Linked DNA regions of Homo sapiens: region 2 is linked to region 1. The links are chromatin loops, found by intact Hi-C in ENCODE. Cell type or tissue: Calu3. All regions are shown on one strand. Links, peaks and the distances in the headings refer to the core of each region. The heading gives the core; the rest is flanking DNA. Region 1 has its middle 580 kb from the start of SLC16A7. Region 2 has its middle 470 kb from the start of SLC16A7.

Region 1 (5,395 bases), core at 307-5,306:
CCAGACTGATTCAGAATTCCCAGTATTGCATAAAAAAGACTAATACAGAAAGAAGTCTCAAGAAATTTTCAGGCAAATATCTTAAAGACCTCTAAAACTCACCCTGTGCGTAGTCTTAAGTAGCCAGAGTGTAGCTGCAGCATCCAAAATAAACAAAAATCCTGGTGCGCAATTAACAGGTTTGTGAATAATGTCTGGAAAAAGAAAAGCTTCTTTCAGGATTCCAGGATGAGACCAGTGAAGATATTAGCACAACTATAATAAGTTCAGAAGATTATAATTCTTTTTTGAAAAATGAATTCAAAGGACACATGTGAAACTTGGGAACTATCACACCCAATGATTTAAAAACAGGATTCAGTTATTCAAATGCCATAATTGTAAGGATTATAAATCATCTTTTATTCTTCTATTCCTGAGGAATTTTAAGATCCATCTAAAGCAATAAAACTGTTCTAATATCATTTTTGTACAGCCTGTACCTTATTATTTATTATTAGGGATTTATATCTGCCCTTGGCTTCTTTCTGAGAATTTCTTTGAACACTTGCTGAGAAATTATCTTCTCTAGCAGTGGGAAACAAATGACAGGAATGAGAAGTATAACTCAAATTAACTATATTTTTAACCATTTTTAAGCACTTTTAACAATTCCTACTGCTAAATGTCCTGAGCTTCCACTTAATGCTGTGAATCAGTGCTGTCTAGCAGATGTTAACAGAGACTTCCTTAGACTGATGGAAATACAGCGTTCCCAGAAGTTCCCATGTGCCCAGAATCTCATTGCTAAATAGCTTTATAAAAACATACACTAAGGGGCAATTTTCTTAGTCTATTTCCAAAAAGAATCAGAAGCACTAAATCTTAGGACTGAAGGCTCAAGATTATAGGCCAACTTGATGTGCCAGAGTTGTATAACCTAAAGGAAAGATACTGCCATGAAAAGGATGCATGATCCATTGATTGCACTGGAGGTAATTGGTGATTAAGTAAATTTTATGTGCACACCAACCTCTTTGCAAAATGTCTTATTATGTCCAACACATTAGAAACCATGAATCAACATAAAAACAATAATCTCCAAAAATAATGAGAAAAAAACTAAATTTGTGCTAGGTTGAGTCAGAATTAGATTTTTGGCAAGAATTTTAACTAGAGGAGTGTAACATGAGGAAAAACAAACACAAATGCTATGACTTGGTGGTTAACTGATAGAATAAGGTTCAGCCTTTTGGTGGGTACATGTCAACACCTTGACCAAGTCTCACTTAAGAAGAATGAAGCATAAGGTCCAGATGAGAGAAAGCAAAAGGAAAACAGTTCTGAAGAAGCATGACCTCTTTAAAATTGTGAGGTAGGTGACTGTTTAGGGGTTAGAGAGAGAGCCACACCTGAATAAAGCTTGCCTAATTTGGACAGAAGTTGTCTATCTGGTATATACATTCTAAGTTTTTGAACTTCAGTTTCTTTTTCTGTAAAATTCTGTAAAATATTTCTGTAAAATACACATGCTCTCTAATGTTTCTGTGTGATAGGCAACTGAGATAGTGCATGAGAAATAATATGAAAATTAGAGAAAACACTAGTTACAGAACTGGGGGAGAGAAGTATAATGTCAGTGTTGTAGTGAGAATTATGTAATGTTGGAGAGCACAGTAAAGTGCCAGTACAACGAACTCTGTAATAAAATGAAATACAGTTTACCTAAGTTTTCTGTTTCTAATGCATCAAGATTGTGAACAAAATATAATGATCGAATTTCCAGTATTTTACTGGTCTGCAAACAAATTTTATATTTATCTCAATTCATTTTAAATGTGGAAGATCATCACCATTTTTATATTATTTTCTGACACTTTTTAAAAAGGTGCTAATGGCCCAGGTACAGTGGCTCATGACTATAGCTCCAGCACTTTGGGAGGCAGAGGCAGGCAGATCCTTTAGCTCAGGAGACCAGCCTTTCTCTACGAAAAATTAAAAAAAAAAAAAAAAGTTGGGTGTGCGCCCTGTAGTCCCTGCTACTTAGGAGGCTGAGGTTGGAGAACTGCTTGAGCTGGGAGGCAGAGGTTGCGGTGAGCCGTGATTGCGCAACTGTCTCGAAAAAGGAAGGAAAAAAAAAGAAAAAAATACTAACGGTAAAATATCAAAAATTGTTGATTAAATTTACAAAGCATCAACAATTATTAAATTAAATTAACAAAGAAATTAATGTGGCAATTAAATTAACAAGTAAAGGATCTACAATTATTGAAAGATACTGTTTATTTAAAAAATAAAACTAAATATGGGTGAACAAACAGCTCTGAAATTAACTGCCAATTAAACATCTAAAATTATGACGAAATAGAGATTTCACTCCTCTTGTCTATTTAAGTCTAATGTGTGTGTGTAAGAGAGAGAGAGAGAGCAATTAGGCTTGACCTCCCCTTTATTGAGGTGCAGTGGCCTGCTTGCCATCTGTCATGCCCCAGATTACAGTTTATCAGCTGAATCAATTAGTTCATACAACAGAATTTGTTGCCAACCTCAGTTTTATTTTCTTACATGATCTCTTGAAAGGAATACTGTTTTACATAGACAAACCTCTTTCATGAGCAAATACCAAAATGTATACATTTGCTTTTTACACTGGGGGGAAAAACTTTATACACAGCACACCATTATTTGTGTTTGGTGTTTTGTTTGCCGCAAAGCAGCAATCATAAATAACAGCCGGTAGAGGACAGAGACTCAGCCTTCAATAATATTGTTTTGGGAATACATCACGTAGCATTGAAAATGTCATATAAAATTCATATCCATAGCTGTTTACAGAGGGAAGAAAGAACATTTGTACTTTGCAATGCTAGCACAATTCTCCAAAACATTGAGAAAAATGCCGCATGTTCTGTCTTTTTTTCACACTTATTTTTGGTATCCGGAGCTATGTTTCAGGGTTATATTGATTTTCATTCTGGCTGTGGTTGATTAATGTTTCAGGAAGTAGTCAGGTGCATTAGTGTAGAGCTGAATAGAAATACCAGTGCACTTTCTCAAGTCAAAGTAGGGTGGGCGGGATGCGGCAAAACCAACCCACCTACTGATTTCATCTGGTAATGTGTCCACACAATAAAATGAATCTCTAAAAGTGACAGCCACACAGACTGGTTAACAGGAAGCTTGACACACTTTTCTATGCTTGCTATTGTTATTAACAACCTGTCAGCAACTTCTAGCAACCAATAAAATGCTAATGTTTTGTGAGAATATTAGTGATCTTTTCTTTTTTTTTTAATTTAGTCTCTAAGTTAAGTATGTTCACCTTATAAATTTACTTCCCAGAAGGTACATTCTTTAGTAATTGTTTTTTCTTGATAAGGATTTCTGACTCATTATAGGAAAACTGCAAATGTAATAGTTAAGGAATGATTCCACTGTAGTAACATTTTTCATCCTGACCCTATTCCCTGGTTGAGAAATTGCTCATCAGTTTACTGTTTTCTATTTGCTCCTTTGCCAACTGCATTTTTCTATTTTAATAGCTAATTTTCCACCATCCACAATTCTCTCTTTCATATCAGGTGGCTTTTTCATTATATGACTCTTACACGATGCTTACAGATTTCTCTGAAACTATTAAAATGTCCAACATATGTCATTCAGATAAACAGTCACACCTAATTATTATGACTTGCAAACTTCCATTAATTTCTGAGAAGGAAACACATATTGTAGAAATAACAGATAACAATTTAGACTCATTGATTATTATGGGTTTGAAAACATTACATTTTATATAAAGAAATATTAATGATAGAAAGAATAAAAATGCATTTAGTAAAACAGACAGGAATCCAATCCAGTTGTAATCAAAAGTTATTTTAGCACTTTGGAAGAAATCAACACTTTTTTGTAATCTTTGGCAGTTTGCACATTTGCTAAAATTATACAGCTTACAGAGAACATGATTAAAAATCCAACTTAAAGATGTCTTTAATAGTGCCAAAGAATAATTAACTTAAAAAGGTCCAGTAGCCAAATAATAATGAATGAAAAATCTATATGTGTAATAAATGGAGGATGTCCCTATATTCAAGGTCAAATGCATATGCTTACCCAACACTTCTTCAGTTTTTTGAAACAATATCACAAGTTACTTTGTACCAACTAATCACCGCTTTGATGAACAGCTTTTTGTTTTCCTAAAATTGCTGAATAACAGTCATTTCTTAATGCTGTCAAAAAATAATAATGTGGCTTCTTATTCACCTCATGTATATCCAGCCTTAAAAGAATATTTCCTTTTATGTGAAGTCAATTTATTTTCTCTGAAACACCTCTTCGGGAGCCCTAAAGTTTCAATCTAGACTAATTGCTTTCTTGACATGTTCCAAAACTTTTCTCTTTACTGAAATCTCAGACTTCTTCTTTTATTGGCATTATTTTGTTGTGGTTTATGAAATATCTTCCTCTGAAGGGTATTCAAGGAAAAAAAGTGTGTGTTCTAGAATGGGTAAAAATATGTTTATTTTGACTTCATATTTATTGCATGGGGATAAAATAAAATTGTCAAAAATAATTACATTGAGGAGATTTGAGTGTTATCTCTTCTGTTCCATTTTTTTAGGTGTTCTAGATATTGTTTTTTAAATTGAGATAATTGTAGATTCACATGAAGTTGTAAGAAATAAAGCAGAGTAACACCTTGTACAGTTTATCAACTTGACCAGATGGTAATTTTTTTTTTTTTTTTTTTTTTTTTTTTGGTGACAGAGTCTCACTCTGTCGCCCATGCTGGAGTGCAGTTGCGCGATCTTGGCTCACTGCAACCTCTGCCTCCTGGGTTCAAGCGAGTATCCTGCCTCAGCTTCCTGAATAGCTGGGACTATAGGCGCCCGCTACCATGCCCAGCTAATTTTTTGTATTTTTAGTAGAGACACGGTTTCACTGTGTTAGCCAGGATGGCCTCAATCTCCTGACTTCGTGATCCACCCACCTTGGCCTCCCAAAGTGCTGGGATTACAGGCGTGAGCCACTGCGCCCCGCCCTGATGGTAATGTTTTGTATGAAACTATAGTACTATATAGTATCACAATCAAGATGTGAACATTGATAGCATTCACCAATCTTATTCAAATTTTTCCAGTTTTGATTGTGTGTGTGTGTGTGTGTGTGTGTATGTGTGTGTGGATGTGTATTAAATCCTATGCCATCGTATCACCTATGTAAGCTCTTGTCTCCACCACCACAGTCAAGATATTGAGTACTCCCATCACCACAAATATTCCTCCTATTGCCATTTAATCGCCTCTCCCTCAACTCCTCGCCACTAGAAATGTGCCTCCATTTCTAAAATGTTATTATTTCAAACATTTTATTATATAAGCAGAAACATATATCATGTAAGCGTTTAGAA
Region 2 (5,395 bases), core at 241-5,240, 100 kb after region 1:
TAAGATCTGTTTTCCTTTATACTGAACTATATTTAACTCTTTTAACTTGAGTGAGGGGAGAGGAGGAGGTCCATTGCAAATCTTATTTGTTAAGCCAATTGTAATTCCCAAAGACTTAGTGTAATTTTAATGTATTACTCATTGAATTGGAATGTCCATGCCTGCTATGGGATATTTTAGGGCAGTAAGTGCTGTGTGGATTTTTAAGTAAGGCAGTAGCTCCAATGGCTAAAGTGAGATTCTTCTATATTTGGTAATTCCCAAAAGAGTACAGGGGATACATTATTTAAACTTGGTAGAATCCCAGATATAACTGTAACTTAAGTGAGCCCTTCTATTAAAGCCATTAAAGTTTGCCAATTGATGCATTTCAGAAGATGTTAAAGTTAATTCAGAATTTACATTGTGGAAGCACAATGGCTAATCAGCACACTTTTATCCTTTTTTTGTAAAAAAAAATGTTTTAGTAAATTTTGGATTTCCAAATGAGTAAAATTGTGCACTATATTTTAGGTATTTGTATTTTTCCTCTATATCCAAAAGGAAGCTCTTTCTCCTCTTCTTCTTTGGCTATGGTCTCTACTCCAGAAGCATATCCTGTTTGTCTTGCCTATTTTTGTAAGTTCCTTCCTTTAGAGATCCTTAAATCACTATTGTCATCGTTAGGGATTTCTCCCAAGCTGGTGGATGCTTTATATGTGTTAAGTAACTAGGTTTGAATCAGGTTTGAATTAGCCCTGTGCTTGTACCACAGCGGCACATGGGCATTTTTCCCTGGAACCCAGTGGATCAGGATCTTTTTCTTGTGGCCACAAAAGTACAGCCAGTAGCAAGAGCAGAAGCATTTTGTAGGGTTCTAGTAAGTCATTTGCTTTTAGCAGTGTGACCTCTTGATGCCACATGGTAACTATTCTTGTTCCATACAGCCAGCCAATGGGGCATATATTGCAAAGAATATCATTCTTTTTTCTCTGAGTACTCTATAGAATGGGTGGCTAGGCCTCTGTTTAGACACAGCCAGCAGTCACAAGGTAAGCCATTGCCTTGAGCCTAACATCAGTTGTGGCTTACACTAGAATCGAGACACATGACTCAAGCTAAGATATAAAGATAGGTCTGGGCAAACACAGGTGACCCAAGGTCACTTTAAGAAAGTCCCAGTCCCATACTTCTGTACTTAAATGGCAACTATTAAAACTTTTGACTTATATTTATACATCTATAAAAGGCTCAGTAGGATTTAACAACCACAATACAGAGAAGCACAGCTTTAGGGCATGCTTACCAGCAGGCACCAAAACCACTTAGCAGGCCAAAGCAGGAGAGAATAATGGTGCCTAGTGGTGGTGATCACTGCCTAGACAAATTGCCCAGAGTGCCAATTGTAACCAATTCAGAAAGAAGGTGGAAACTCCCCTGAGCATTGGTTCGGGTTGAGACTAATGATGCTGCACACACAGACACAAAGAAAGTATACAAAAGTTTATTCCTCACATATTGAGGCTTTCTGGCACAAGCACAGTAACTTCCCATGACAATCTAAAAGGAGACTGGCTCTGCTTCTATGGTAGTTAGGGGATGCGACTGAGATGAAGGTTCTTATGTATGAACCAGGGTTTTCATGCTTTGAACTTCCAACCAGGCTGAAAGGAGAGAGCACAAAGATTTCTTATCAACTTTGCCCAGATATGGAGCAGAAGGTATAGGAGGAGAAATGAAGCTTGAATGTTACCAGGAATCAAATATCAGAAAGGAATCATCCTTTATTAGATTCTAAATGCTTCCTCTAGTCTCTGATTATTATTCAATTACTTTGTGAAAGAAAAGTATAATGATATTAAATACCTTTTGAGAATAAAATGGATAAAAATAAATATGTCTATATAATATTAATACTATTATATGACAAGAAGACCAAATTTAAAATTGAGGAACATTAAAAAATGAATGTATGGAACATTACATGGCACTGTAACTAAATTAGAATTTTATGTGAGGGAGAGCATAATAATTTGGATAATAATATAAAGTGATATACACAGGTAATTAAAGTTTCAGCTCCTTTATAAAGAATTATTTTCTGGGGTGTACCAAGCTGTATGTGATATTACCTTTCAACAATCATGTAATCAGATTTAATTTTGCATAGTCTAATTTGTCTGCTTAAATTATCAAGCATTAACATTGAATTTAAATAATTTAGTATTGAATATGTATAAACATTAAGGCAGAAAAGAGTAGCTATTTATTTCACCACCAAGAAATTAAAGTTGGCTGAATTTCTAAATACCCTGAAAATTCTACAGTGACAAAAATGATAATATTAAAGATAGAAACAAAAATGTATTTTTAACATTCCTAAGATTTAGAGATCAGTTTCATAAGCAGCCCAATAGTCCTCCTAAATATGTCAGGTGTGCATGAGTCATTCTTTTCACTGAAAGTTTAAACAATGTGATCATTCATAACTTTATTACCAACAACCTTATGATTGTAATGGCATTTACTGAAGATGATATTCTCTTGAAGAATTCATTACGGATTTCCCTCCTCTTTCAGAGGAAAGTAAGTATCAAAGTTGACTAAATATCTTTATACCAAAGTCTGTTACAGGTTAGATTGAAGGCAGTGAAAGGAAAAACTGATATTTAGCATAAATTCCATAATGTCTTTTTAACTGTCATTCACACTAACTTTTACATATAATTTTAAAATAAATGAATTTTGGCAATATTCATTAGCTATTTTTGTTTTGTTTTTGTTGTTGTTGTTGTTGTTGCAATTTTCCTCTTTAGCAGATACTGTTTGTATTAGTCAATTATCATGCTGCCATGAAGAAATACCTGAGACTGGGTAGTGTAAAAAGAAAAGAATTTTTATTGACTCACAGTACTGCATGGCTGAGGGGGCCTCAGAAAACTTACAGTCTTGGCGGAAGGCACCTCTTCACAGGGTGGCAGGAGAGAGAATGAGTGCCAAGCGAAGGGGGAAGCCCTAAGCACCTGATAAAACCATCAGATCGGCCGGGCACAGTGGCTCACACCTGTAATCCCAGCACTTTGGGAGGCTGAGGCAGGCGTATCATGAGGTCAAGAGATCGAGATCATCCTGGCCAACATGGTGAAACCCCGTCTCTGCTAAAAATACAAAAATTAGCTAGGCATGGTGGCGCACACCTGTAATCCCAGCTCCCAGGGAGGCTGAGGCAGGAGAATCGCTTGAACCCAGGAGGCGGAGGTTGCAATGAGCCGAGATCACGCCACTGCACTCCAGCCTGACGACAGAACAAGACTCTATCTCAAAAAAACAAACAAACAAACAAATCAGATCTCCTGAGAACTCAGTCACTATCATGAGAAAGGCATGGGGGAAACCGCCCCATGATTCAGTTATTTCCACCTGATTTTGCCCTTGACAAGTAAAGATTATTACAATTCAAGGTGAGATTTGGGTGGGGACACAGAGCCAAACAATGTCACTGTTGTAAATGTTTTGCTGTTTCGCTTATTTCTATTGAGAAAATCACAGAGGCAAGTGTTTAAAAATGTATAAGCAACTTTAAAAACTGTAAAATGCATCAAAATAGTATGCTTTTATTTCGAGGAGAGCCTAGGATGTTTCAATGCTAGCAATAGATTTAGCACATATGTATAGAAATTAAATATCCAAGATATAATTTAAGACATAGATTGATAAAGCTCCAGTTAAATAACTTGTCTAAGATCAACAGCTAATTAGTTGCAAAATTCAGACTGCAACTCTAAAAGCAGTAACTCTAAGATGCCATTATAATCAAGGGACTGATGCATGTCAACCCTTGAAGATAAAAGACAAAATTACTACTAGAAAAAAAATAGGCAATCTGAACTAGAAATGTGAATTTTTCCGTGCAATTGGTGACTAGCCTAAAATTATGGAAAATAAGCTTACATAGACAAAAGCTACAGTACATTAAATACTGTCTATTCAAGAAATACACTGGAAATAAAGTCACAGAAGTAATTTTTTTTCTCTAAAGAAATTTCTCTATTTTGTGTGGGGAAAATATTTCACTGGGTTTTCCAATGTTTGTGTTAAATACCCTTTCTCCTAGAACAGTTTACTGTCTTTCATATGGTTTCATGTTCATCAGGTATATTCGTGGAAAATACTTTTGGTTTCAATTAACAAATAATTGACTAATAGTGGCTTAAAATACAAAGATATTTATTGTTAACAACTGTGGTGTAAATAGATGGTATGTATACAGTTGTTAAAAGATGTATCCAAGTAACTGGGACTTTCTATATTACTGCACTACCATCCTCACCATATTAATTTTTCTTCCTTGTGCTGTATTATCAAGTTTGCCAAATGGTGACCACTGCTCCACAGGGGCCTTGAGGGTAATAATAAAATGGAAGAAGCGATGCTAGATTGTCTCTTTTATCAGTAAAGCAAAAGCTTCCTCAGAATTTCATTGACCCCAGACTTTTGATTATAATTTATTGGCTATAGCTGAGACACATGCCATTTTTAACTCAAGAGAAGGAAAGAAGGCCATTATAGTTGGAATTAGTAAGAGATACTACATTGCAAATGGAAGTTGTGTTTCTCAGCCAATGGGATAAATCACATCAAGAAATTTCTGATCACTAATTTTTCCTTAAGAAATGGTTATAAGAGAGAATATACTGATTCCTAGAAAGGAATATCTTTCAATTAATACATTGACAATATATTTTATATATATTTCTTGTCTAAATTCTATTTATGTAAATTTATGTCCCTGATAAAAATGATCAAATATAAACAAAGAAAATCCAGTTTCTGGACTGCAGGACCAAGCACCATTGTAAGGAATAGCAGTTCTAATTAGGGGCTATCTCTGTGTATCTTGTTCTGAAGAATGAAGCTAGACTCCTCTACTTCATTGTTCACGGAGTAAGTGTATTGGGCTTTGAGGCAGACTAGTAATCATTACTCTTTCCTTCTTATAGGTTCTGAACAAAGGGAGAAATAGATATAGCTTTCAAATTAAGATATTTGTGTCAGCTGTGTTAATGGTAAATCTGGACTAAACAATGTAACTTTCATCAGAGACTAAATTTTAGTCTTCATCCTACTTCTTTTCTTCATGTATAATTCACTCATTTATGGAGGATCATAGCTGTTTTAGAACTCAGTTGAATGAAAGAGATAAAGTTAAGGGTAGAAAGAGGCAGAGATAGAGACAGAAAAAGACAGAGGGAGAGAAATTGAGAGATGGGGTGATGGGTTGAGAGAGGGGGTGGAGAGAGAACCCAACTTGCCTTACTTGGGAGATTTGAGGTCTTGAAAGTTCTAATGACTTTGATAAGATTCCACTTTGTTATTTAAACAATTCTTCATCATGAGTGTGGATGAGAAGTGCCCT

The links. Peaks named below come from ENCODE experiments on the same cell type or tissue, not always from the same donor. Only the 100,000 strongest peaks of a DNase experiment are listed, where the experiment ranks them.
Region 2: it touches region 1 in a loop (5-fold over the local background); 1 of 110 quality-filtered maps calls a loop at or near these places.

Annotation. Positions count from the first base shown.
Region 1 is chr12:60,170,465-60,175,859 of GRCh38, reverse strand. No RefSeq gene overlaps it. Among named protein-coding and RNA genes, the nearest start is that of SLC16A7, 580 kb to the right of the region's middle. In Calu3, for the core only: no CTCF peak of the experiment used is centred there; DNase peaks (open chromatin) are centred at 2,059 and 3,049.
Region 2 is chr12:60,067,801-60,073,195 of GRCh38, reverse strand. No RefSeq gene overlaps it. Among named protein-coding and RNA genes, the nearest start is that of SLC16A7, 470 kb to the right of the region's middle. In Calu3, for the core only: no CTCF peak of the experiment used is centred there; no DNase peak of the experiment used is centred there.